Linked DNA regions of Homo sapiens: regions 1 and 2 are each linked to region 3. Evidence: chromatin loops called from intact Hi-C (ENCODE). Cell type or tissue: PC-3. All regions are shown on one strand. Each heading gives the region's core, and the rest is flanking DNA. Links, peaks and the distances in the headings are about the cores only. Region 1 overlaps LINC02773 (long intergenic non-protein coding RNA 2773). Region 2 overlaps ANGEL2 (angel homolog 2). Region 3 holds the start of LINC02771 (long intergenic non-protein coding RNA 2771).

Evidence for each region. Peaks named below come from ENCODE experiments on the same cell type or tissue, not always from the same donor. Only the 100,000 strongest peaks of a DNase experiment are listed, where the experiment ranks them.
Region 1: a loop joins it to region 3, with 7 times the contacts of the local background. A loop is called at or near these places in 73 of 110 quality-filtered maps.
Region 2: it touches region 3 in a loop (5-fold over the local background); 25 of 110 quality-filtered maps call a loop at or near these places.

The regions. Positions count from the first base shown.
Region 1 is chr1:212,627,377-212,635,298 of GRCh38, forward strand. It overlaps LINC02773 (long intergenic non-protein coding RNA 2773), which reads right to left. Exons shown (of 4, transcript NR_183483.1): 3 at 4,996-5,187; 4 at 1,552-4,087. Among named protein-coding and RNA genes, the nearest start is that of GARIN4, 6.9 kb to the left of the region's middle. RefSeq lists an enhancer at 3,134-3,665. In PC-3, for the core only: CTCF peaks have their summits at 2,845 and 3,048; a DNase peak (open chromatin) is centred at 2,835.
Region 2 is chr1:212,994,390-213,004,248 of GRCh38, forward strand. It overlaps ANGEL2 (angel homolog 2), which reads right to left. Exons shown (of 9, transcript NM_144567.5): 6 at 6,397-6,523; 7 at 5,937-5,994; 8 at 2,766-2,929; 9 at 1-803. The coding sequence ends at 652. Among named protein-coding and RNA genes, the nearest start is that of ANGEL2, 17 kb to the right of the region's middle. In PC-3, for the core only: a CTCF peak has its summit at 1,285; a DNase peak (open chromatin) is centred at 1,302.
Region 3 is chr1:212,471,307-212,481,794 of GRCh38, forward strand. It overlaps LINC02771 (long intergenic non-protein coding RNA 2771), which reads right to left and starts at 1,572. Exons shown (of 3, transcript NR_183725.1): 1 at 1,371-1,572. RefSeq lists enhancers at 276-776, 777-1,277. In PC-3, for the core only: a CTCF peak has its summit at 6,017 (motif pointing right); a DNase peak (open chromatin) is centred at 6,025; H3K27ac peaks cover 627 bases.

The DNA.
Region 1 (7,922 bases), core at 1,606-4,105, 150 kb after region 3:
AAAAAGCAAATTGCAGAATAAGATATAATTCTACCTACAGGACAATTCAAAAACAAGATCAAATACAAATAATATGTTACATATTGGATACATGTTTGGTAAAACAAAACCAAGGGAGTGGGAAAAAATTCAGGACAGTGGTTTTCTCTGGGGTGGAAAGGCAAGAGATTGGATCAAGGAGGTGAACACAGTCTTTCAGTGGTGTTGGGAATTGTTTTAGTTCTTAAGGGAGGCGGTAGGTACAAGGCTGTTTATTATTTTGTTGGGTTTTGCATTTCAACATTGTGTTTTGCATTTTAATACCTCTGGAATCAGAATGGTCCTACAACCACCGTGGCAGTTCTGATGAAGTTATTGCTCCAGACATATATTCACCAATTCCTTCTCCTCAATGCTTTCATTTTTATGCATGCACAAAAGTGATCTAAGTCTGAAAGGCCCATTTTGTTAAGAATCACATGAGAATGACATTATTACCAAAAGCCTTGGGAAAGAAAGAATGATATCCCTATTTTACAGAAGAGGACACTGAGGCTCAAGAGGGTAACTTGCTCCAGTCACACAGAGGGACCTTTGCAGATCTACCAGCCCACTTCTTTATGCAAAGCCCTGTCTGAGACATGGGAAGGAGGCAAACCCAGCAAATCCAAGGAGAATCGGGCAATGCAAGAACCTGAGACTTACCAGGTTCCTACCACCATGGTCTAAAACTTTATAGAGATGAGCACCAAAATTCCTGGATTGAGAGGAGGGAATGTGGGGGCAGGGGACATGTCTGGTGGTGAGCTGCTGTGAGTTGGCTTTGGAACTTCAATGAGCTCATAGTCCTTAGTTGGCCTTATCTCAAGAGTGTCCAGACCACCCTTAAGCCATGTCTGGCTCCCAGGCTTCGCTCCCCAGCCTCTGCCTCAGCTATAAACAGACCTCCCTCCTGGAATTCCAGGCCTTGCTCCCCAACAGGGATCGCTTCTGACGGGGGCTGCATCTCTTTGCAGCCCAGTCCTCGCCCAGCTGCTAATAAAACATTTAAAAGCCAGGCCCAGAATGGTTTCTCCGTACCAGATCTTCAGGAAATTTTTTCTGCTGGGATTCCAAACCACACGTGAGGGGGTAACGAGTTAGGTCACAGCATCCTTGCTACTTGGACCTCCACAGTTAATTCCTAAAGCTACTTTTGAGAAAAGTCACACATTTCATTATGCAGGTAAGGAGAGGTCTCTTCTGTCCACAGAGGGAATTGTAGGCATGAATCCATGAAAGAAAGGGGTTTGAGAAAGAAAGAAGGCCCAAGACATACACACAGCCACCATTTCCTTCTGCAAAACAAGGCTCGTGACCCCAGGATGAGGAATTAATGGGGTGAGTCAAGTTATTCTTAATAAAGGGGGGAACATGCCAAAGATTAGATATGAATTGGCTCTGTGAGGAAAACAACCTCAGAATCATTAACCCAGAATTCTAGGGAAGATTGGGGGGCCTGCAGGGGGATGAATTAATGGTTTACTCTTGACCAGCTTTTCCCTTGACCCAAGTGGGGAAATTACAAAAAGATCACATCGCATTCCTTTAATCTTCTGATTTCCACACAGGCAAGTGTAGGTAAACACTAGTCTGGAAGACAAAAATGCAATACAAACATTTGTACAGCCCTTAGCAGTTTATAACACCCTTTCATTACGTGTTCTCTTCTGATTCTCACATCTCTCCATTTTGCAGATCAACAAACTGGAGTTCAGGTCATCTAAAGGACTTGTTCAAGGTGGGAGGTGATGGGGCAGAAGGAACAACTCCAGTGCAACAGCTTTCGGGCACCACCAATGTGTGCTGGCCATGGGTCCCACATGGAGGTACAGAGCCAGTGGAGGACAAAGGACAGGCGTGTGTGTAATTATTGCAACCCTTGAGTGACAGATACAATGAGAGATGCATGTTTAGGGAACAGGATTTGTTCAGAGGAGGGATTCTGGGACACGGGTCAGGAAAGGCTTCGCAGAGGAAGTGGCAGTTTTGAAGGATAAGTAGGGCTGTGCCCGGTGAAGAAAGAATGGGGAGAAAGGGTAAAGGTGGAGGAGGTGTGGAGTGAGGGGTGGAGAGAGGGAATTAGGCCATGGAGAAGAATGTGTGCAAAGTACAAAGGCTTGAAACATCACAGTGTTTTGGGGTGATTGCTGGGTAGAGGGCCAAGGAGAGGAGGGACACAGGGCAGGAAAATCAAGCAGCCAGTTCTTGGGGCCGTGGGGTGCTGTGTGGATGCCTGGCCTTTCGGAGCCACTGGAGGCTGATGTCTGATGGAAGTAAGGGCTGTCTGGCTCCAGGGTAGAGACTTGATGGGCAAGGGGCTCCCTGGAGCCTGGGACCCTTCAGAAAGCCATTGCACTAATCCTGGCCAGAGATGGGAGGCCCTGAACCTAGCTGGCTGTTAGGAAACCAGGGGGAGAGAGTCAAGAGGTGTTGAAAAGACGAAACAGGACAATAGTCTTTTCCATGCCCTGAAAGACAGAGCACACATGGGTTAGGCCTGACACTCTCCTAAAGGAGGCAGAACTGACAAAAGTGGAGACATCTTCCCTCTACCATGACTGTTGTTCTGTAAAGGGGGCTGCAAGCAGAGGGGCTCATGGCAAGCAAGGAGGAAGATGTTAAGGTGTAACACAACAGCTTCTAGACCCATGAGGGGCAAAACACAAGGATAAGGCAGCCAGGTGCGGCTGCGGGGTTTCAGTGCTGGAGACCTCTGAGAGTAGAAGCCTCCTGAACTCTTCTTCCTTTCTCATCTGCTGGGAACTGGGTCAGATGCTCTCCTACTGGGCCTTTCTCCGCGGGGCATGAGTCGCCCAATAGAGCCTCTGGTGGCCCTGTGCTGTTACTGCAGGTCAGGGCTGGAAGGAGGGGAGCCAGGATTGAGGCTAAGACACAGTCACCCTTCCCCTTTTTCACACCACAATCAGCCTGGTGCTGATTCACCTATAATCAGCTCAATCCCTCAGCTGGCGGCCACCCCTGAGCAGGCAGCTGGCAGAGCTGCGAGCTGGTAAAGATGAGCGTCATCCAGGCAGTGTGGCTCTAGTCTCCTGGCAGTGGGGTGACAGAGCGTGGAATGGCTGCAAGACAGGTCCCCTGAGGGGCTGGGATCCCGACTCAAGGGGACAGTGAGTAACTGCCAAGAGTCGGGGTGGGGTGGAGTTCATGTCAGGGTCCCTCTGCAGGCGCTGGTCATTTGAGAAACAATTGTTGAGCACCTACGATGGGCCAAGACGGGAAATCAGGCACAGTGAAGATGCTGCCATACACAGCAGTAACACAAACCCAAGTGGGGGATGGCTCTCGGGCAGCACGCAGAAGGAGGCTTTGCAGAGGAGGGGAGGTCTGAGCAGAAACAGCAGGCTGAGCGCTCCTGGAAGAGGCTATGGCATGACAGGGAAAGAGAAGGGCTTGGGTGACATGGGCCTCTTCATAGATGGCAGACAAGCTCAGTGTGCCCAGGCGCAATGTGTGATGTGCTGGAGGAGAGTAGGGGGTGGGGGGCGAGCAGTGGGAAGGAGCATGACAGTGTGAGGAAAATTAGGCTGAAAGGAGGATGAGATCTGGAAGGGAGGTGGAACTGACTAAAGCAGAGTGTCTTCCCCCTGCAGGGACTGTTGGTTGTAAAGGGGACAGCAAGAAGAGAGGCTCACAGGAAAGCAAGGAGGAGTGTGTGGCTTTCCAGGTCTCCATTCCCGAATGCTGCATAACTCCCCTGAGTCCTGTGATTTTTCACTACCCAAATGGGAGCTATAGTGCAGGGGTGAGGGGTGTGCACAGCTGGGCTCTTTGAGAACAAAAGGGCAAAGGAAGCCCAGACTCTTCCCCTTTGCCAGTTTAGAGAACCTGAAATGTGTTGTGGAGGCCTGTGTCTTCCCCACACTCTCTAATGGGAGCTTTCCCACAGATGTGCCAAGGTATTGATCTCTCTCTTCTTGGGGGCGGCTGAAGGATGAGTCCAGTCAGCATTGACTGCAAGGATCCCCAACTGGTATGCCAGTGTGCCATTCCGATGTTGTCATTTTCTGCGTATGCCATGGTCTGCAAAAGGTTGGGAAGCATCTTCCTAGACATGCACACAACACCGTGAGTGTGAACTATGAGCACAGAAGCCAGGAGCAGATGAGAGGCACCTTCCTTAAAGAGCTGGCCTGTTCCTCACAGCATCAGTTGATGCCAGTCTTGTCACCCCTGTTTTCTTTTCCCACTGACATTGGCATAGCCCCAGAACCCTGTCTTAAAGCAATTTACACTGCTTCAAGGAGAGATGAGGAAAATGTGGACAAATATAGTACATTTTTCGTAAAACTGTTCATAAAGTTAAATTTAGTTTTTAAAGACTTGTTCTGGCTGGGCATGGTGGCTCACATCTGTAATCCCAGAACTTTGGGAGGCTGAGGCAGGCAGATCACCTGAGGTCAGGAGTTCAAGACCAGCCTGGCCAACATGGTGAAACCCTGTCTCTACTGAAAATACAAAAATTAGCCGGTCTGGTGGTGCACGCCTGTAATCCCAGCTACTCGGGAGGCTGAGGCAGGAGAATTGCTTGAATTTGGGAGGCAGAGGTTGCAGTGAGCCGAGATCCCGCCACTGCACTCCAGCCTGGGCAACAGAGCAAGACTCTGTCTCAAAACAAAATAAAACAAACAAACAAACAACAACAAAAAAACTGTCCTTTGCTTTGAGACTATGTCCTTCCTCCTGTATCTTAATGTTTCATTTTGAAGTATATCACACATGCAGAGCAGTGCACAGGTCAAAAGCATACCACTCAATGGTATTTCATAAAGTGAGCAACCCCATGCAACTAGCACCCAGATGAAGAACCAAAACATCACGGTACCCCCAATACCCCTCTCATGTTCTCTTTCAGTCACTACCCCTAAGGGTAACCACTATCCTAACTTCTAACACCATAAATTAATGTTGCTTCCTTTTCCCACTATATATAAATGGAATCACAAAATAATGTACTTTTTTGACTGTGGTTTCTTTCAGCATCATGTTTATGAGATTTGTCCATGTCTTTTCTGTTAATAGTTCATTCATTCTCTTTGCTATACAATATTCCATGGTGTGAATATAGTACAATTTCATTCTGCTGTTGATGGGCATTTGGGTTATTTCCACTTTCTGGATACTAAAACATCACTGCTTCTCCCTTGACTGGAGCAAAAAAAAAAAAAAAAAAAAAAAAAAAAGAAAAGATTACTGCTATGGACATTTGTACACAGATCTTTTGGTTAAAACGCTCATAAATTTTTGTAGGATATATACTTAAGAATACAATTGAATATATGCATATTTTCAGCTTTAGTGGATACTACCAAGCTATTTCCTAAAGTGGCTATGCCATTTTACACTGCCACCAGGCATATATGAGAGTTCTGGTTGTTTCATATCTTTGTCAAAATTTGATAGTGTTTATCTCTTTCATTTTAGCCATTCTGGTTGGATGTAGTACCTTTTCTCCCTTTTTCATGATAAACTGTACTTTAAAAAATACAACATGGCTGGGCACAGTGGCTCATGCCTGTAATCCTAGCACTTTGGGAGGCTAAGGTGGGAGGATCACTTGAGCCCAGGAATTTGAGACCAGCCTGGGCAATATAGTAATGATACAGGAGTTAAGAAGAAATTACTTAGGCAGATAGTGAGGGTCTGGGAGTCCTTGGTAAGGTTTTTCTTTTCATGAAAAGCAGTCTCAAAATAGTTTTTTGTTTTTTTTTCTACAAAGAGCAGCCTGTAAAATCGAGCTGCAGACATAGGTAAGCAAGCTGGAAGCTTGTACAGGTGAATGCCAGCAGTTGTGCCAACAGGAAAAGGCTACCTGGGACTAGGCATGTTCAAAATGGCAGCTTCATCTTCCCTTCCCTTTGTCAAACCACATGTACAGTAAGGAGAAGACAATATGGCGCCAGCCAGGCAAAGACTCCATTTACATAATAAGATTAGGGTGGGGCATGCAGCCTTCCGTGAATACTATGTAAACATCATACTGGTCAAACCAATCTGTGAACCCTACATAAATCAGACACTGCCTTCTCAAGCTTGCCTATAAAATCGGGTGTAGTCCACCGCAGGCTGGGTTTTCCCCTTTGGGAGCCCCTCTCTTTTGCAAGGGAGAGAGCTGTTCTCCTTTCTCTTTCTTTTGCCTATTAAACCTCTGCTCCTAAACTTACTCTTCATGTGTGTTCATGTCCTTAATCTTCTTGGCTCGAGATGATGAACCCGGGTATTTACCCCAGGCAACAACACTGCTTCATTGAGACCTCATCTCTACTAAAAAAAAATTAAAAATTAGTTGGGCATGGTAGTGCATACCTGTATTCCTGGCTACTTGGAAGGCTGAGGTGGGAGGACGATTTGAGCCTGGGACAGGGAGGGTGCAGTGAACCAAGACTGCGCCACTGCACTGCAATGTGTGTGGCAGAGTGAGACTCTGTCTCAAAAACAAAAACGATATAATGACCTATAGAAGATGGTAGTTTTGTACTAAAGTCCTTAATGGGCAAATTGAAAGTTGGCTTCCAGATTTCTTTTTTTTTTTTTTTTGAGACGGAATCTTACTCTGTCACCCAGGCTGGAGTGCAGTGGCACGATCTTGGCTCACTGCAAGCTCCACCTCCCAGGTTCATGCCATTCTCCTGCCTCAGCCTCCTGAGTACCTGGGACTATAGGCGCCTGCCACCACGCCCAGTTAATTTTTTGTATTTTTTAGTAGAGACGGGGTTTCACTGTGTTAGCCAGGATGGTCTCGATCTCCTGACCTTGTGATCCACCTGCCTCAGCCTCCCAAAGTGCTGGGATTACAGGCGTGAGCCACCACGCCCAGCCTCCAGATTTCTTTTGAAATTTCACACCTCTAAAATCTTGAAGTCTTATTTATACATTTTTAAGGATTTTTCATTGCTGTTTGAAACAAGCGTTTAAAAAACAAAAACAAAAAAATCTCCTGCCATCCTGTTCCAGTGTGTTTTGTTTTATAAAAAAAATCTAGGCACAAACACAGCAGGAATTTGGGTAGGGCTCAGCTAGGTGATTCTTCCGCTCCCTGTGGTATAAAGTGAAATTGATCAGTAATACTTAGCTGCAGCATGGGCTGGTCTGGAGAGTCCAAGATAGCTTCATTCACTTATTTGATAAGCCTTGAGGGAAATGATTAGAAGGCAGGGTTCAGCTAGGATTGTCAACAGGAATGCCAATGTGTGGCTTCTCCAGCACAATGGCCTCAGGTAGTCAGATTGGCTTCCCTCAGAACAAATGTCTCAAAGTAACTAAGGGAAAGCTGCTTCTGACCAAGCCTCAGAAGTCACTTGGAATAACTTCCACCACATTTTATTGTTCATGCAAGTCTTACGGCCAGCTCAGATTTAAAGGGAGAGAAACTAGACTGCATTTATCTTGGTAGAGAAATGGCAAGATCACATTGTATAACAGCATGTGAGATGGCAATACTATTGTGACTCTCTTTGAAAAAATACCATTTTCCACACCCTCACAATCTACCCTGCCCCTAAGAAAGTAAACCTGGCCAGGATGTATCTGAAGAGTACTGAGAAATTGCAGCAGACATCTCTATCTTTTGTACTTTCCTTATCTCCCTCTTTTACACTCTGCCTTCTTCCACCTTTTCACTTTATTTTCTTACTTCCCTTTCTTTCCCCCAGTCTTTTAGTTAACTAAACTCACAAGGACATATCTTAGTGTGTTCCTCCCCATCTCTCCTACACATCTGTAAATCTTTGATCCCTGGGTGACAGAGAGATTACTGGGACACTTAGACCATAGCATGTCAGGCTTGGAAGGGTCTTGACTAATCCCAGATGCACTTTTACATATGAGGAAATTGAGACCTAGAGAAGGGACTTTCCCAAGGTCCTACTTCAAGTAAGTAGCAG
Region 2 (9,859 bases), core at 1-2,500, 520 kb after region 3:
AAGAGTGAGCTTTACACGTTATGCTGGCTTATATTTCCCAAACATTTCCCCAACACGATGCAGGCATATTACATGGCTCAGGACAGTAATAAGATGGATTAAGCATTCTGTACAACTTAAAAAGCATTATCAAACCCCTTCAAAAACAAACTAAACAATGGCTGGTTGGATACCTGTGAATGACCCAAGGCTTTCTAAGATAAACTATTTAGAACTCAATAGAGGGGTCTCCTAATGAAATCAAGCCTTCTGGAAAGGAAACAACTTGTAGTTTGCAAGAACTCAAAGATACTTTGGATCCACTACAGAGCTTGCCAAAATTATGAAATGAAATTTTTTACTAAGCAGACAAAGGAAGATGCATTATATTTAAAAATCACTGTCAATTTTACTAGGATTTAGAATATAAAACCTTTACATCTCTTTTACAATAAAGAGAATTTAGAGCTCACTTGTCACGAAAATATTTTTCATTATTAAAAAAAATTGTTATAAAGTTATTTCTTCTGATATGGAGTTTCAAAGCATCTAACATAACCGCTTCAGAATCTCCACAGTGCAAAAATAAACAACATGCATACACTTAAGAACTTTACATTCTTTGAAAAACAATACAAATTGGAAAGAAAATTAGTATGTGATCAAAGAGAGTCAGAGCTCAAGTCTGAACTTTGCCAATAAAGGCAGATGATCTGAAGAGTTATTTTCGTTTGGAAGTCCATTAACAGTCCATAAGTCTTGTTCTGTAAGAAGTGACAGTCTAGCTAGAAGTTTCAAGCCACCAACCAAAGCAACTTCAGCTCCTACATTAAAGAAGCACACACATATTTAGTAAAATTGTCAACGGGTTATTGTAAATTAATCATACAAGTCTTTTCTCCAAACAAATATAGAACTTGAGGCCCCTCCAGAAGACTAAAAACTATGACACAGTTTTTAGAATATCTAAGCTTTATTGAATTATAACCTAATTATAATTATCAAACACACAGCAGTTTGAGATATTTTTTCTATTTCCAGCTCTGTAAACAATCTTTAGAAGAAAATATAAATGAAATACTTAAGAATGTTAAGGGTAATTTGTGGTTGACAACTACATAAGAAACTCATCCAGCAACCATTCTGTAGTTGCATAAAGCCAGAGACACCGGGCCACAGCCCTGTAGCAGTTTATAAGGTGAATGGAGAATAAATTAGTATAATTTAGTCCCAGATAGTCAGCACCCACAGAAGTGAAGATGACATGCTCTTTTTGAAATGCTGATCCATAACACTCTCCTGCCACCAAGTGAACTTCTGTCAGCATGACAACTACGAAAACCTTACTATAAATTCAAAGCAGCAGGCATATTTTTTGTAGAGTAGATCTAGTGGCAGGAATAAGTCATCTCGTGAGTGTTACTAATAAGGTTATTCCCAGAAGAAAGGAGGGGGGAACAAACAGAGGGGAAAAGGGTAAAGAAAAAGAAGCATCCAAAAAAATGGAAGAGAAAAAAATGAAAAAAATCAGAAAAGAATAAAACAGCTGCTCACATTCCAAAGTTTTCTTAAAGGTATTTTTGTACTTCCAGTAATCTTAAACTGCATTTTCTTCTCCACTTTAAATCCTTTGGCTAATGTTTAAAACCTGATTTTCGGCCGGGCACAGTGGCTCACGCCTGTAATCCCAGCACTTTGGGAGGCCGAGGCAGGCAGATCATGAGGTCAGGAGATCGAGACCATCCTGGCCAACACGGTGAAATCCCGTCTCTACTAAAAATACAAAAAATTAGCCGGGCATGGTGGCGGGCGCCTGTAGTCCCAGTGGCTCGGGAGGCTGAGGCAGGAGAATGGTGTGAACCTGGGAGGCGGAGCTTGCAGTGAGCTGAGATAGCGCCACTGCACTCCAGCCTGGGCGACGAGCGAGACTCCGTCTCAAAAACAAACAAACAAAAAAATTATATAGACTTTTCTGACCGAATGTGGTGGCTCATGCCTGTAATCCAAGCCACCCTGGGAGGCCGAGGTGGACGGCTTGAGCCCAGGAGTTTGAGACCAGCCTGGGCAACACGGTGAAACCCTGTCTCTACAAAAAATACAAAAATTAGGTGGGCATGGTGGCTCATGCCTGTAGTCTTAGCTACTCGGGAAGCTGAGGTGGGAAGGTCACTTGAACCCGGGAGACAGAGGTTGCAGTAAGCCGAGAATCATGCCACTGCACTCTAGCCTGGGTAACAGAGCGAGACTCTGTATCCAAAAAAAAAAAAAAAAAATATATATATATATATATATATATATATATACTTTTCCTCCTCAGAAAAATCCAATATTCCAGAGTCAACATGACAGCATAAGCTGTGTTGCTGGCAGTGTAACTATGGTCCTCCAATGAAGGCAGGACGCCTCGGTAAAATTTAAGCACAAAACTATGATGACCATTAACAACATACTCAGTTCCTGTCACAGGAAAAACAGTAAATTTATGGCAAGCAAAAAGAAAGGGCAATATGAAAGACCTATAACTCAGAGGCTGACTGGAACTGGAGGGTAGGACTGCTAATGTAATTCTTGGGTAATAATTTGCTTGGATGTGTTTTATTGCCTCCCTCATATGCAAGTAATCAACTGATTTATTCAAATATATTACCAATCTGTCTATTTCGAAATATTTTTACCTTCTAGATCTAGAACTTCAACTGGATGTTTAGAGAGCTTTCTTAACTTTAACCTTGAGGTTTTAGCTACTGTGCTCTCTAGGAGAATTTAAGATTACATGCATTCCTTACCTGGGTGCCCAGCAACATCTTCCTTTTCTGCAGAGTAGAAAATATAATCCACAGTTATGGCACTTCGGGAATGACAGGTGGTCACTTCTGGAATTCCAGTGTCAGGAAAGTAATGTGAATAAACAGATGACAAACTGAAATGGTGCTGTAAATTTGAAGACAATCTAAATAGAAAAGAAGAAGTGTTTAGAATCCGAGTTTTTGTAACTTCAAGAATTCCTCCTATCTGAATTTCTTTTTCACTTAATTTCTAGACTAAGACCAAACATTAGGACAAGCTTTATTTAAAAAGACCATATCATAATTTAGTATTAATTTACTTATGCAGTGATATCTAAAACCCATCAATAAAGCCATTATAAATGTGGTTTTTAAAAAAAGCTCAATAATTAACATACTAATGTGTTTTTTCATTATTTATAACGTGTGAATGCCTCCACTTACTAAAGAACATGTATTCTAACAAGTTTTATTGTGTTTTTAAGAAAGAGAATCAAGGGGGTCTTCAGGAACACTATTTGGAATCCTCTAGACTTTTGATGACAGAGAGGCCATATTCTTCTCTAATTTTTCTTGCTATCACATATAATTTTGTACTGCATCTTAAAACAGCTTCTCTAATGGTTTATTATATTTGCCCCATGCACAAATATATGTGATGTTATGAGTAAAAGGTTTAAAGACTATTTTCTAGTGATACTTTATGAATCTTAAGGATCTTTTATGCCTTGAAGGAAAATAAAATTAAAAAAGAAACTTATCCAACAAACATTTACCAAACATCTTCTAAGTTCTAGGCAATATGTCAGGTGCTGAGAATACATAGATGAAGATGTTTCCCTTGCTTTTAAAGTGTTCATATGTCAGGAACAAAGGTAAATCCTTAAAAATGCCCTCTAAGTTTTATTAGCAACTTTTTATGTCTAAGGATTTATAATATTAAACATAAAATAGGGCCGGACGCGGTGGCTCACACCTGTAATCCCAGCACTTTGGGAAGCCAAGGCGGGAAGATTGCTTGAGCTCAGGAGCTCGAGACCAGCCTGGGCAACACAGTGAGACCTCATCTCTACAAAAAAAAAAAAAAAATCTAGAAAAGTAGCTACGCGTGGAGGCACATGCCTGTGGTCTCAGCTACTTGGCAGACTAAGGTAGGAGAAAGGCTTGAGCCTGGGAGGTGGAGGCTGCAGTGAGCCAAGATCATGCCACTGCACTCTAGCCTGGATGACAGTGAGATCAACTCTCAAATAAAAATAATAAATAAAAATAGGTCTTCTGCAAACTCTTATCTATCAATTTTTCAGTTTACAGATATAAGCTATGCATATAAACACTCTGTATTTACATAAAGATACAAAAAAGTATCTTTTTTTTTTTTTTTTTTTGAGACAGAGTCTTGCTCTGTCGCCCAGGCTGGAGTGCAGTGGCATGATCTCAGCTCACTGCAACCTCCACCTCCCAGGTTCACACCATTCTCCTGCCTCAGCCTCCCGAGTAGCTGGGACTACAGGCGCCCACCACCACACCTAGCTAATTTTTTTTTTTGTATCTTTAGTAGAGACGCGGTTTCACCGTGTTAGCCAGGATGGTCTCAATCTCCTGACCTCATGATCCGCCCGCCTCAGCCTCCTAAAGTGCTGGGATTACAGGCGTGAGCCACCGCGCCCGGCCTCTTTTTTTCTTTTAATTTTTAGACACCAAGGGCAAGTAAGGTATCTATTTTTTAAAATTATTATCATTATTGAGACGGAGGCTTGCTTTGTCACCCAGGCTGGAATGCGGTGGTGCGATCTCGGCTCACTGCAACCTCTGCCCCCCAGGGTTCAAGCAATACTCTGCCTCAGCCTACCTGGGATTACACGTGCATGCCACCATGCCCGGCTAATTTTTTGTATTTTTAGTAAAGATGGGGTTTCACCATCTTGGCCAGACTGCTCTTGAACTCCTGACCTCGTGATCCACCCACCTCAGCCTCCCAAAGTGCCGAGATTACAGGCACGAGCCACCACGCCCGGCCAGAATGTTTTAATTTTTTTTTTAATAGAGGCAGGGTCTCACTGTGTTGCCCAGGCTGGTTTCAAACTCCTGGGCTCAAGCAATCCTCCCGCCCTGGCCTCCCAAAGTGCTGAGATTATAGGCGTGAGCCAACACGCCCAGCCAATATCTTTTTTATATCCTATATTGTTACAAAAAGATTTAAGAGTTACTCAAAACGAAGTACTTGTTAGATTAGCCTCCTTATTAATCTTATTCAAAGAAGTTTTTACTATATTGAAAGGTTTAATCATGAATTTTAAAATATTCATTTAAAAAATTTTTTTAAAAATTGCTTCCATTCTTACTAGTTCTTATTTATGTAGTAATATTTTCTCAAAACAAGGTATACAAAATAAAGATTGAGAAGCAGATAAAATAAATGAGAATTGGTCCCTAAATTTAAATGTTAAAACAAAAAACTATAAAACAGCCACAATATAATTAACAATCAAGATATTTCAAGAATCTCCCTGAGACAAGATTTAAGTCTCTGTCCTGTTTTATTAACATGTATCAATTTCTCAACCATAGCCCCAAATATTCCTATTTCTTTAATGAAGAATTCCAGCATCTTCACCCCTCTGACAATCTTCTCCTACAGTTCAAGAGATAAATTAAAATGATCATCTTTTCAACTGGCATATTCATTTTTGGATCAATTCTCTTATAGATGGTTTTGAGATTTAGTAAATCAAAGACAACTAAAGATCCTTTTGAGATCTGAAAGATATTTTTATGTGATCTTGACCTTTGTTTAAGTATGTGAATTTCAAAGAGTATTTGAGCTGGTCCAGGTCCACAGACAAGCTGTTTCCCTTCCTAACACTACCTAGGTGCCTAGGTATGTTTCAGACATTGTGCTTTATATGCTTTGTCTCATCTAATCCTCACAACAATCCAAACTATAGACAAAGAAACTGAACCTCAGAGATGTTAAGTTTCTTGCTCAAAATCATTCGGCTAAAACACAGCAGAGTCAGGACTGGAACTCAGGCCTATCTGACTTAAGGGCCAGCACCCTTCACCAGCACGGAATACTATCACCTTCATTTTTTTATCCAAGTGATTTTTGAGAAATGAGTTTTTTATTCAACTAAAGTTAGCAAATGTCTCCTTTTGCTTTCCAGAACTCACTTTTCAGCTGTCACTAGGACCTCTGTTTGCTTCAGCTGTGTTTGTGTCAGATCACTGTCTGTAAGAATAGAGGAAAATATATTAATGTTATTGTTCTAGTTTGCCTTAATATCGTCATCTTACTCTAGAAACAATATTTAAGACTTATCTAGGTTAGAAAGATGCCTAGTTACATGTTTCATTCTGGAATCTATATATTTCGATGGCCTCCAGAATTAGGAAAAATAGAAAAATGCAAACAATTCCAAAGCAACATGCAAGTAAATCATGCACAGATAATTCTGGAAGTTCAACTTTAAAAAGGTAAATTTAGAGGTCTTAAGAAAAAAAATGAATAACTACATATTTATATATATGAATATTCATCCCTGAGATTTTTTCTTTTTAAAAACTTAGTTTTATGTCTTCAAAGGGAACATGATTACCCAGCAGACTGCCAAAATGTATTACAAACACTTACCTGTCTTTTCTACTTTTGGTACCTGCTGTACCTCATACACACAGTTCTGTGAGATACCTAGGTTTGGGGGCCAAATTGGAATAGATAAAATTCTTTGTCCCCGTGAAGACTGTTCCTGGCCAGATACCTAAACAAAATTTCAACAGGTATCTTAAGTGAAAAGATTTTAAATAGCTTATGAGTTGAAAAATTTATGTCTTAAATAAAAGGTAATCCAAAAGTGGTAAATTATTACCCTTTATTCATTGTATTAAGTGATTCTTTGGACTTATAAAATCTTCTTTTCTTTAAATACAATTCAGAAAGCACTTATCATTTACATAAAAATGACAATCTTTTTCCCATACATGCTTTTCTTTAATTTGGACATACAAATCATCTATCGCTTTGAACTAACACTATTCATCATTTTTTACTACCTGCAATATAGTTCCTATTGTATCAAATATAGGCATGCTCACAGGTACTGCGGGTTTGGTTTCAGGCCACCACAATAAAGTGAGTATCTCAATAAAGCAAGTCACATAATTTTTTCAGTTTCCCAGTGCATGTAAGTTGCGTTTATACTATACTGTAGTTTACTAAGTGTGCAATAGCATTATGCCTAAGAAAATACATACCTTAATTTAAAAATACTTCATTGTTAAAATATCCTAACAATCATCTCAGCCTTCAGTGAGTCATCATCTTTTTACAGGTGGAGGATCTTGCCTAGATATTAATGACTGCTGGCTGATCAGGGTGATGGTTGCTTAAAGTGGGGGTTGGCTGTGGCAATTTCTTAAAATAAGACAACAATGAAATTTGCTGCAGCCATTGATGCTTCCTTTCATAAAAGATTTTTCTGTAGCATCTGATGCTATTTGACAGCACTTTATCCACGGAACTTTTTTTCAAAATTGGAAACCCTTCCAATGTTTTATCAATTAAATTTATGTAACATTTAAAATCCTTTGTTGTAATTTCAGCAATGTTCACAGCATCTTCACCAGGAATAGAATGCATCTCAAGAAAATACTCTGCTCATCTATAAGAAGCAACTCCTCATCTATTTAAGTTTTATCATGAGATTGAAACAATTCAGTTAATTCTTCAGGCTCCACTTCTAGTTCTCTTGCTATTTCCACCACATCTACAGTTACTTCCTCCCCTGAAGTCTTGAACCCCTCAAAGTCATCCATGAGGGCTGGAATCAACTTCTACCAAACTCTTTTTAATGGTGATATTTTGACCTCCTCCCATGAATCACGAATGTTCTGAATAGCATTTAGGATGCTGAATCCTTTGCAGGTTTGCAATTTACTTTCCCCAGATCCATCAGAGAAATCACTTCTATGGCAGCTATAGCCTATGAAATGTATTTCTTAAATAAGGAGACCTGTAGGTACAAAATTACTCCTTGATTCCATAGGCTGCAGAATGGATGCCGTGTTAGCAGGGATGAAAAAACATTCATTTCCTTGTACATCTTCATCAGAGCTCTTGGGTGACCAGGTGCCTTGTGAACGAACAGTAATCTTTGGAAAGGAATCTGTTTTTCTGAATAGTGGTCTCAGCAGTGTGCTTAAAATATTCTATGCCATAAACAGATGCACTGTCATCCCCAAGCTTTGTTTTTCCACTGACATAGCACAGGTAGAGTGGATTTAGCATAATTTTTAAGTGCCCTAGGATTTTCAGAATGGTCAATGAATGCTGACTTTAACTTAAAGTAACAAGCTATATTAGCTCCTAACAAAAGAGTCAGCCTGTCCTTTGAAACCAGGCACTGACTTCTTCTTTCTAGTTATGAAGTCCTAGATGGCATCTTCTTGCAATATAAAGTGGTTTCATCCACATTAAAAATTGTTGGCCAGGTGCGGTGGCTCATGCCTGTAATCCCAACACTTTGAGGGGCTGAGGCAGGAGGATTGCTCAAGCCCAGGAGTTCGAGACCAGCCTGGGCAACATGGTGAAACGCCACCTCTACCAAAAAATATTAAAAAATTAGCCCGGCGTGGAGGCATGCACCTGTAATCCCACCTACTTGGGAAGCTGAAGCAGAATCGCTGGAACCCAGGAGGCAGAGGTAGCAGTGAACCGAGATCGTGTCACTGCAGTCCAGCCTGGGCAACAGCGCGAGATCCTGTCTCAAAAAAAAAAAAAAAAAAATCTATTATTTAGTGTAGCCACCTTCATCAATGATCTTAGCTAGATCTTCTGGATAACCTACTGCAGCTTCTACATCAGCAGCACTTGCTGCTTTACCTGTACTTTTATGTTATGGAGATGGCTTCATTCTTTAAACCTCATAAATTAACCTCTGTTAACTTCCAACTTCTCTTCTGCAGCTTCCTCATCTCTCAGCCTTCAAAAAATTGAAGAGACTTAATGCATTCCTCTGGATTAGGCTTTGACTCAAGGGAATCCTGTGGCTGGTTTGATCTTCTATCCAGACCACTCAAGCTTTCTCCATATTAGCAATAAGGCTGTTTTGCTTTCTTATTATGCCTTCATACACTGGAGTAGCACTTCTAACTTCCTTCAAGAACTTTTCCTTGCATTCACAACTTTGCTGTTTGGTGCAAGAGGCCTAGCTTTTGGCCTCTCTCAGCTTTCAAAATGCCTTCCTTGCTAAGCTTAATCATTTCTAGCTTTTGATTCAAAGTGAGACATGTGAGTCTTCCTTCTACTTGAACACTTAGAGAGCGCTGCAGGGCTATTACTTGGCCTAGTTTCAATATGGTTGTGCTTCAGGGAATATAGAGGCCCAAGTAGGGGGAGAGAGATGATTAGTGGAGCAGTCAGAACACATTTATCGATTAAGTTCTCATTTTATATGGGTACAGTTCATAACACCCCAAAACCATTACAATAGTAATATCGAAGATCACTAATCTTGGATCAACATAACAGATGTTAATAATAATGAAAATGCTTGAGTAATGCAAGAGTTACCAAAAGGTGACAGAGACAGGAATTGAGCACATGCTGTTGGAAAAATGGCAATGATAGAGCTGCTTAAGGTAGAGTTGCTATGAAACTTCAATTTTGTAAAATGCAGTATGTTTGAAGCTCGATAAAGCAAAGCACAATAAAATGAAGTATACCTGTACTAAGAGAGATTAACTCTTACAAAATTTTAAACTTATTGGCTGGGCATGGTGGCTCACGCCTGTAATCCCAGCACTTTGGGAGGCCGAGGTGAACCTGCAGGTCACCTAAGGTTGGGAGTTAGAGACCATCCTGGCTAACACTGTGAAACCCCATCTCTACTAAAAATACAAAAAATTAGCCGGGCTTGGTGGTGCAAGCCTGTAGTCCCAGCTACTCGGGAGGCTGAGGCAGAATTGCTTGAACCTGGGAGACAGAGGATGCAGTGAGCCGAGATCCCACCATTGCACTCCAGCCTGGCGAAAGAGCAAGACTCCATCTCAAAAAAAAAAATAAATAATTTTAAACTATTACTCAAAACTCCAGTGTT
Region 3 (10,488 bases), core at 4,701-7,200:
CTCTTCAATGTATGAGAAGTGCTGGCTTGATGCCCTTTTCCCTGCCTCAGCTCATTTAACCCCAAGGGTGGTGTTGAGCCCAGCTCCTCTGCTCCACCATTGACTTGTCCATGTTGGCCGAAGGCCTTCCCCAGACACCCTAGGATTGGCTTAGGGCAGGGAGGTCTCAGGCTGTGGTTCTGACTGACCACTGAGACCCCATCCCTGAACACTGGCCAAGCCCTGGGGCCGGCACTCACCTGGTTCAGAAGAACTCAAAACCCTGTTTTGTTGCCAGTTTGGAGCCAAAATAACTGTGCCCCCTCCTCCCCCATGCAGGCACTCATCCCCACCATGGCTGGAGTAATAACCAAAGCCGTTCTTGCTCAGAAGCCTTTTCTGATTTCAGAAACCTTTGTAACTTTCCCAACTTGTTGTGTTATCTTTAGATTGTAGTGATTCTTGTAAAACAAAGGGTTTGCGTACTTACCCCAAGGATAATTAATGACACTATAAGAACGTTAGTTCAGCTGTTTGCAAACCACTCCTTGTATTCATTTCAGTAACACACCTATGAATTTATATATTGGAAATCATCGCCATTCCCGCCTTCTAGAAGAGTAAAAGGGGGCTCAGGGGACAAACGTCTCTTAGTATACAATGAGTATTCTGTGAGCCTATTTCCCATGCCTGCCTCCTGGCTCTGGGAGTGCGGAGCCAGCTGCAGGCTCTGTTCCCACTGGCCCACACCCGTCTTCAGGCAGGAAGTCCCCAGGACCAGCACAGCCCCTCCCCACACAGCGGCCTTAGCAGGGAGGGGTTCAGCCCCTCCAGGCTGATCCAGGGCTCAGGGCCCAGGTGGGTCGCTGCAGCGAATCCCCTCATTGGGCTCATCATCACCCGTGCTCATAGACTGTCCCCATGTAGATTCCGCAGATGGTGAACCTTCAGCTACCAGTGTGTGCGTCCAAGACTTTTCCACAAAAACAAGACATCGCAGAAACTCTCCCCGCCCAGGTTGTGTGTCTGGGCTCCAGCCTCAGTTCCCTCAATCTGAGGTCCTGCTCCCATTGTGTGTCCCTTGAACCCTGTCCAGGAGATGGACAGAGGCTGCCTGCCTGCTCCCGTTTCCACACCCTGGCCCCAGGATGCATCCTTCTGCCTACTGGACATTAGCTGCCACTTCCACCTGCAGCAAGGAGCCACGGTCACAAACCTTAGGCCCTGGGCCCTGCCTGATGGGTGAGACCATCCTTGTTGGTGGGGTCTCAGACTTGGTACCCGTCTCTGGTCCATCCTGATTTACTTGAAGGACACAGCCATGCCTCCCTACAGGCAGCAGCCGAGCAAGGACTCTAACCCAGGTCCTTTCGTGCCAGACCCCACATTACCTTGTTCATACTGTGGCAAGGACTGTGGAGCCAGGGTCCCTCAAAGCCAGCCTTGGGGTAGAGAAGAGAGGTGAGCTATGAAGAGGTGAGACAGCAGGCAGGTCCTGTGGAAGGCAGGAGGCCTCACAGTGGGAGAAGGTCAGTGAGGGTGATGGAGAAGTGGATTTGGGGAATCAACCAGGAGGGGCCCTGTGGGGCTCTCAGACCTATGGCCACTCTGGGGCTGCCTAGAGACTGTCATAATAACCACAGTCATTATGATGATGGTAGGTAGTATTTAGTGAGCATTTACTATATGCTGAGTATTGGATTACCTGCCTTCCTGTATTACCTTATTTTATTCTCATGGTAACCTGCTGAAATAGGAGCTATTATTATCTTCTGCTTTACAGGGGAGGCCGCTGACCCTTGGGGAGGCTAAACAACCTGCCCACAGGCATTCTCTCATAAGCAGATCTGAGATGAAAGTCCAGGCTGCCTGATTCCGGGCCCCACTCTCTCTGACTTCTAGAATTATTTGCTTCTTGGAAAAAAACAAAACCACCCTGCCCAGATGGTGGGGAGTTGGGGGTGTCAGGAGTTTCAGTTTTGTAGAGGAAAGATAAGTGCATTTATGTGGTTTCCACACAGAGGCATACCTTTGATTGTAGGGTCTGGAGAGGGGCCCTTTTGGAGAAGGTCATCTTCCCTGAATGAAGACGCAGCTCTGGTTGGAGGGGCCTCTGAGAAGCAGCCAAATCAGTCCTGCTAACCCACAGGCCAGTGAGCCATGGCCAGACCACTCTCCCATTCACAGAAAGTGGGTCTGTGCCTGGGATACACGGAAGAATAAGTTCAGTACATTCAAGGCCAGGCATGGTGGCTCATGCTTGTAATCCCAGCACTTTGGCAGGCCGAGGCAGGAGGATTGCTTGGGGTATACCCGTGGGCTGCCAGCTGGTCCAAGCAATGGGTGAGAAGGTTCAAGACCAGCCTAGGCAACAAAGCAAGACCTCCAGCTCTAAAATAACAATAATAATGATAAATAAATAAATTCAATACATATGCCAGGCCTTGTTGGTTAGAGACCAATGCTTAAGAGCCTGCGGAAGAACAGCTTACGACCACTCTGTGGTTTTTCCTCCCCATTTGGCTGCCTGAGCGGTGCAGTGGGAGCTGCAGATCAGGCTTCAGTAGGCAACAGCTGAATAGGCGAGAGGGTATCTGCACACCTTCTGGCCAGTCTTGACCTCGGGTTGGGTAGCAGCGAGCCTTGGGGTTTTCATGAACAGGTGACTGGGCCAGGTGCAGTGACTCATGCCTGTAATCCCAGCACTTTGGTTGGCTGAGGTGAGAGGATCGCTTGAGGTCAGGAGTTTTGAGACCAACCTGGGCAACATAGCGAGACGCCATCTGTATTTAAAGAAAAAGAGAGAGAGAGAGAGAGAGAGAGAGAACAGGTGGCTTAAGATAGGCAGGTGAGGAGCGGGGCCCTCAGTGTGAGCCAGTTATTGTCCATGCAGCCCTTTGGCCAGCCCTAGCTCTGCTGCAGTGTCTGGATCCAAGGGCTTCCCTCATGTGCTGGCTCAGCCTGGCTCCTCTGCTCCTTCACAGGTCCGCGGATCAAAACTCTTTTTTCGTATTTCCTTGAACAAACCATAGGTTGTAAAACTGCTGCAAACAATTATTGTGAAGCCAGAGGGAGAAAATATTAAGATATGTGGTGCTTTAACTTTTTGACTGGACTCACAGTAAGAAATGTATTTTATATTGTAATCAAGTGTGTACACACACACACACACACATATACACTCAGATACACACAACTAAAACAGAAATTTTCTTGAAACAATTATTAATTGTACTATATGCAATACACTTCATGTTTTGTATTTCATTCAATTTCATTTAAATAAAATGTGATTTGAGATGCTAGTTAGTGGGTCATGAAATCAATTTAGAGACTCTCAAACTACATTAAAAAACACCAGGTTAGCTGAAGATGCTGATAGCTAGAATAACGAACAGACTGAATAGTTCATCTGTCTTGACTCCCCCTGGGACCTGAATTTTCTGAGGTCAGAGGCTGAGCCCTCCCTGTAAGTCCTAATGTGGGATCCTGCACCCATTAACCTTCTGAAAATACAGACACTATGGCAAACACCAGGACTCCAAGCAGAAAGGGGGTCCAGGGGAGAAGGCAGGAGGTGCCTGTCTTCAGAGTTAACATTTCGTTGGGATTTATTTAGCCATAAAATGACTTCCAGGGAACAGGAAACAGGTTGAATGAGGCTAGAGAACAAGATGAGGACATTAGAGGCAAAACACTCCCCAAAGCTGTTCTGAGCATCCTGAGCATTGCTGTGTGATCAGCACAAAGAGGAAGGAATAGCGAATGGTTAAGAGGATAGACTCAGGAGCCAGCTGGCCTTGGGTGGAACCTGCCTTGCTATGCCTCAATTTCCTTATTCCTATAAAATGGCGATGTAGTACTATTCAATTCTTAAGAGTTGTTACCTAATCAGTATGCCAGTTATCAATGCTAAAAAAATAAAGCAGCTGAACTGCCCACACAAATCAGGCTCCAACTCTTGCCAGCGACGGTCAAGATTTTGGGGCTCCAAGTATGTGGGCAGGTCCGTGGCTTTCTTCCACATTGTGCAGAAAGGGGAGAATGTGGGTTTCTGGGCGCAGCTTTGCAATTCCAGCAAGCCTGGCATATGTCTTAGATGAATGAATAAAGGATGAATGGGTTCTCTTTTCTCTGTCCCCACTGACATTGCTTAGCTGAGGGCAGGGCCTCAGCTACTAGACTCTCTATTCCATACTCCACACTCTTGCTAAAATGATCTTTCTAAAGTGCAAATTTGAGAATGTTTCTTTCTAGGAGGAATCCCTATATTATGCCCCTGCTTAAACCCTTGGAAGGCTTTCAATGGTCTATGATGCATTCCAAACTCCCTTCTAGGCAAAGCCTCAGGCCATCTCTCAAACCCACTCTTCTTCTTTTTTATTTATTTATTTTTTATTATACTTTAAGTTCTAAGGTACATGTGCACAACGTGCAGGTTTGCTACATAGGTATACATGTACCATATTGGTTTGCTGCACCCATCAACTTGTCATTTACATTCGGTATATCTCCTAATGCTATCCCTCCCCCAGCCCCCAACCCCCTGACAGGCCCTGGTGTGTGATGTTCCCCCGCCCTGTGTCCAAGTGTTCTCATTGTTGAGTTCCCACCTATGAGTGAGAACATGCGGTGTTTGGTTTTCTGTCCTTGTGATAGTTTGCTGAGAATGATGGTTTCCAGCTTCATCCATGTCCCTGCAAAGGACATGAACTCATTCTTTTTCATGGCTGCATAGTATTCCATGGTGTATATGTGCCACATTTTCTTTAACCAGTCTATCATTGATGGACATTTGGGTTGGCTCCAAGTCTTTGCTATTGTGAATAGTGCCACAATAAACATACGTGTGCATGTGTCTTTATAGTAGCATGATTTATAATCCTTTGGGTATATACCCAGTAATGAGATTGCTGGGTCAAATGGTCTTTCAAGTTCTAGATCCTTGAGGAATTGCCACACTGTCTTCCACAATGGTTGAACTGATTTACACCAACAGTGTAAAAGCATTCCTATTTCTCCACATCCTCTCCAGCATCTCATCTGTTGTTTCCTGACTTTTTAATGATCGCCATACTAACTGGCGTGAGATGGTATCTCATTGTGGTTTTGATTTGCATTTCTCTAATGACCAGTGATGATGAGCATTTTTTCCTGCGTGTTGGCCACATAAATGTCTTCTTTTGAGACGTATCTGTTCCATATCCTTTGCCCACTTTTTGATGGGGTTTTTTTTTTCTCATAAATTTGTTTAAGTTCTTTGTAGATTCTGGATATTAGCCCATTGTCAGATGGGTAGATTGCAAAAATTTTCTCCCATTCTGTAGGTTGCCTGTTCACTCAGATGGTAGTTTCTTTTGCTGTGCAGAAGCTCTTTAGTTTAATTAGATCCCATTTGTCTATTTTGGCTTTTGTTGCCATTGCTTTTGGTGTTTTAGTCATGAAATCCTTGCCCATGCCTATATCCTGAATGGTATTGCCTAGGTTTTCTTCTAGGGTTTTTATGGTTTTAGGCCTTACATTTAAGTCTTTAATCCATCTTGAATTAATTTTTGTGTAAGGTGTAAGGAAAGGATCCAGTTTCAGCTTTGTACATATGATTAGCCAGTTTTCCCAGCACCATTTATTAAATAGGGAATCCTTTCCCCATTTCTTTTTTATTTTTCAGGTTTGTTAAAGATCAGACGGTTGTAGATGTGTGGTGTTATTTCTGAGGCTTCTGTTCTGTTCCACTGGTCTCAGGCCCATTCTTCACCACCCTCTTCACACCCTAGCTTCTGGTCCTACCAAATAATTTGCATTCTCTGACGGTGCAATATAATCTCAAGTCTCCATGGTTTTGCCCATGTCATTCCCTGCACCTTGCCTGTCACAGCCCTGCCAGCTGGTCTGGCCCCATTATAAAGACTTATGACGCTCAGTGGAAGCACTGTGTCCTCTGACCTGTAGAGCCGGGAGCTTCTCCTCTGTGCTCCCACTTGCTCTGACATTATTCTGAGGAGGAAAGCTGAAAGGCTTGCCCGGCTTCTGGACTCTGGCCACTAGAGAGCAGTAGAGGGTAGACAAGCATCTGGCCTGGGAAACCCCAGACCTGCTCTTCTTGCTCTGTCCTTCCAGACACCGCCACATCTCACTCCCGGAATCTGCACAGCCCCTTTGTGGGTCTCTTGGCATCTGCCACGCCATCTTCACTTTTATGCGCAGAGCTGGCCAACCAAGGGCACTGTTAAAAAATAAAATTTCAACATAGTGAAACAAGTAATTGGCTTTCCTTTTTTTTTTTTTTTTTTTTGAGACAGGGTCTTGCCCTGTCATCCAGGCTGGAGTTGCAGTGGTGCGATCTCGGCTCACCGCAGCCTTGACCTCCCAGGCTCAAGCGATCCTCCCACCTTAGCCTCCAGAGTAGCTGGGACTACAGATGCGCACCATAAAGCTGAGCTATTTCTTTTGTAAAAGAAGGGGTTACACCATGTTGCCCAGGCTGGTCTTGTGCTCAAGTGATCTGCCAGCCTTGGCTTCTCAAAGTGCTGGAATTACAGGCATGAGCCACCACACCCAACCTTTTTTTTTTTTTTAATTGAGACAAAGTCTCACTCTGTTGTCCAGGCTGCAGTGCAATGGGGCAATCATAGCTCACTACAGTCTTGAACTCCTGGGCTTAAGTGATCCTCTTGCCTCAGCCTCCTGAGTAGCTGGGACTGCGGGCATGCACCACTGTGCCTAGCCCTACTTGGCTTTTATTAGTGATCCAGGAATCAGACAGCATATCTTCCAAAATAGAGGGAGTTCCACTCGGCACGACAGATCCATTGTAAGGTAGCTTGAGCAGGAACAAGGAAACAGAATACCACAAAAAAGCAGATGAGTTAACGTCAGGTTGCTTTCCTTATAAGGGTTAAAGGAAAGAGGACTATCTTATCGTGCCAGCTCAGGTTTACTGGGCCCTTTCCAATTGGTTGCCATAAATCTCCTATTTTTAGGAAAACATGATCTGTTAGGGGATTTTCCTGCTTCATAAAGTTTCAGTTTGATTATGCAGCACTTAGCACGAGTGACTCCATTTTGGCTTGGTCTGTTGGGGCCTAGTGTAGGACCTCAGTCCAAAACAATGGGCTCCTATAAATTTTATTTAACATCACCACGGAGTGGGGCAGTGAGTGAGAGGGGTGAAGTGTGACAACCTATAGATTGTATCTGTGAGTGCTCTTGCTGCAAACGGCAGGAACTCACTCTGGCTAACTCAAGCTAAGAACGAGCTTATGAGAAAGAATATTGGATGGTTTACAGGATTGATTCGTGTCTGGCAAACCAGGTTCGGGAAAATGGGCAGGGAACACCCTGAAGGCCAGGTAGCTAAGAACCTAGTCACAGCCGCTCAGCCTCGGGGTCAGGATGCCTGTGTGAATTCTGCTACCAGTTACCATGGACTGCTGGACTCTCGACCCCACTGCCATGGCTTGACCTCCCAGACTCAAGCAATCCTTCCACCTTAGTGTTCTGAGTAGCTGGGACTACAGGTGTGCACCGTCTCTAATTACCTGTCTCTCCCTCAAGAGTCAAAGCCCCCAGCCTGAGCATCCCACGGGCTGAGCCTGGGTCAAACATGGGCCCTAGAAGACTGTCTGCTTCCTGTCGAGACCACCCCCTGGAGGACTCCTCCACATAGGAAGGACTCAAATGTAAGCAGACAAAAATCAACAGATGTCCTCTGCGGGATTCACCGGTTTCCTCTCTAGAATGAGCTCATTCTGGAAGGCACTCAGGAGTTCATCTGAGTATCCAAGAAGTCCTTTTGCTGCTTTGTTGGGGTGAGGGGAGTGAAGACAGAGAGGTGTGTCAGTTGCCCCGTCATCTCCAGCACTGGTTCCCGCAGAAGTCACCAGTATCCACCCAACAGAACCAGGATGAATGGTTTGAGTGTGGTCATTCCTCACAGAAGGAATGGGCTGGGGAGCAGGAAGGGGAAAGCAAGGCAGCTGCAGTTTTATAATGTGCCTGCCCAGGACAGGCGGCCATCCATCAGGGAGAAGGAGGACCTCTGTGGAAACAGAGTATGAAGCAATCTGTTTCACTTGAAGTGATTGTGTGAACTGATATAGTTGTTTGTCATAAATGTTGGCTATGTATGGAGTTATTCTGACCCTTAGAAAACACTCCATCCAGGCGTAGTGGCTCACGCCTGTAATCCCAGCTACTCCGGAAGCTGAGGTGGGAGGATCGCTTGAGCCCAGGAGGTCGAGGCTGCAGTGAGCTGAGATCGCATCACTGAGCTCTAGCCTGGGTGACAGAGTGAACCCCTGTCTCAGGAAAAAAAAGAAAGAAAAAAGGAAACACTCCAACGCTTCAGGAAACTAAGTCCATTGTTTCATAGACTTTCCTCCACTGGAAGCACACAGATGCTGGGGTCTCAGGCACTGCTGCTGGGGAAGGGAGCCTTAGCTCTGCTCAAGAGCAGAATGGCTCCAGGGACAGGAGAGGGAAGCAGAACGAGAGAGCCACACTTTTCCCTAAAACTGTGGTTTAGAAACTGGACTGCACAGACCCCAGTCACCTCTGGGACCCCAGGCATGCATAGCCCTAGGTAGAGGTCTGTCAGATAAAACAGAGGACACTCAGTTACATTTGAAAATCAGATAAAATTTTAGTATAAATAGGTCCCATGTAATATTTGGGATCTTTACACATTTTTTATTTTTTTAAAAATTGAAACTTAACTGGATGTCCTGTGTGACATTGTGATATAATAAGAAATAGATATTTGGTCTTCATCCCCAGTTCCTGGACAGAGCTCCTAAGCACTTGTAATTTCCTGAGTGACTGGGGAGATAGGAGCATCTCTTGTACTATTTGGTCTCAGTCTCCAGTTCCTAAAACAAAGCTTCTAAGACCCTTGAAATCTCCAGAGTGATGAGTGTCTTTTTATATGTTAATGAGATAACTGGTGGCTGGGGGCCTCTAGATAGCTTCAGGTTGGGAGACAGTCACCAGAAAGACCAGAGAATGACTAGAGTTTTCAGTTCTCTCCCAAATCTGGGAAGGGGTTAGGGGCTGGAGATTGAGTTAGTTAACAATGGTCAATAATTTTTACCAATCATGCCTGCATAGTGGATCTCCCATAAAAACCCTAGAGAACACAGCTCAGAGAACTTCCGGTTGGCAAATGCATCAGCACGCTGGGAGGGTGGTGCACCCCAATTCCATGGAATAGAAGCTCCTGTGCTTGGGACCCTGGACCTCCCTGTATGTACAGTACCTTCCCTCCTTTTTTTGAGATGGGGTCTTGCTATGTTTCCCAGGCTGGTTTTGAACTCCTGGCCTCAGGTATGCTTCTGCCTCAGCCTCCTGAGTAGCTGAGATGATATATACAGTACCTCTTCATCTGGCTGTTCATTTGTATCCTTTATAATATCCTTTATAATAAATCCATTATAGTAAGTAAAGTGTTTCCCTGAGTTCTGTGGGCCATGATAGCAAATTATTGAACCTGAGGAAGGGGTCATGGGAACTCCTGATTTGCAGCCAAGTGTGGATAACCTAGGGACCCAGTACTTGCGATTGGTGTCGGAAGTGGGCGCAGTCTTGTGGGACTGAGTGCTTAGCCTGTGGGGTCTGTGTTGACTGCGTAGTGTCAGAATTGAATTAAATTGTAGGACACTCGGTGTCCTCAGAGACTTAGAGAATTGCTTGGTGTGAAAACCTCACACGTTTGATGTCAGAAGTGTTATGTGAGTAGAGAAACTGTTCTATTTTTCCTTTGTTCCTGTATTTTTATTTGCTAAACATGGCAACCTTACTTGAGTATGCTGCTTTTTAAAAATTTATTTTGGGGCTTAGGCTGGGTGTGGTGGCTCATGCCTGTAATCCCAGCACTCTGGGAAGCTAAGGTGGGTGGATCATTTGAGGTCAGGAGTTTGAAACCAGCCTGACCAACATGGCAAAACCCCATTTCTACTAAAAATACAAAAAAAATTAGCCGGGCGTGGTGGTGGACGCCTGTAATCCCAGCTACTTGTGAGGCGGAGGTGTGAGAATTGCTTGAACCCGGGAGGTGGAGGTTGCAGTGAGGCTAGATTGCACCACCACACTCCAGCCTGGGCAACAGAGTGAGACTCTGTCTAAAAAAAAAAAAAAAAAAAGAGAAGAAAAAAATTTCTTTCGGGTCCTAGGTTAGATTTTCTTGGAATAAGAAAGGTGTTTTGTTTTGCTTTGTTTGTTTTATAAAAATGCAGCTATGCATGGAAGGAAAGGTTTGTACTGCCAAAAAAAATAAAAGTTTTGAAAGTCATGCTGACTTTTCATTTTTTTCCTCTTTACATGGAAAAACTTAGCTGTAATGAATATTTAATTAATTCTTTCACCCTGTACATTTTTTTTTTTTTTTGAGATGGAGTCTTGCTCTGTTGCACCGGCTGGAGTGCAGTGGTGAGATCTCAGCTCACTGCAACCTCTGCCTCCTGGGTTCAAGCAATTCTCCTGCCTCAACCTCCTGAGTAGCTGGGATTACAGGCA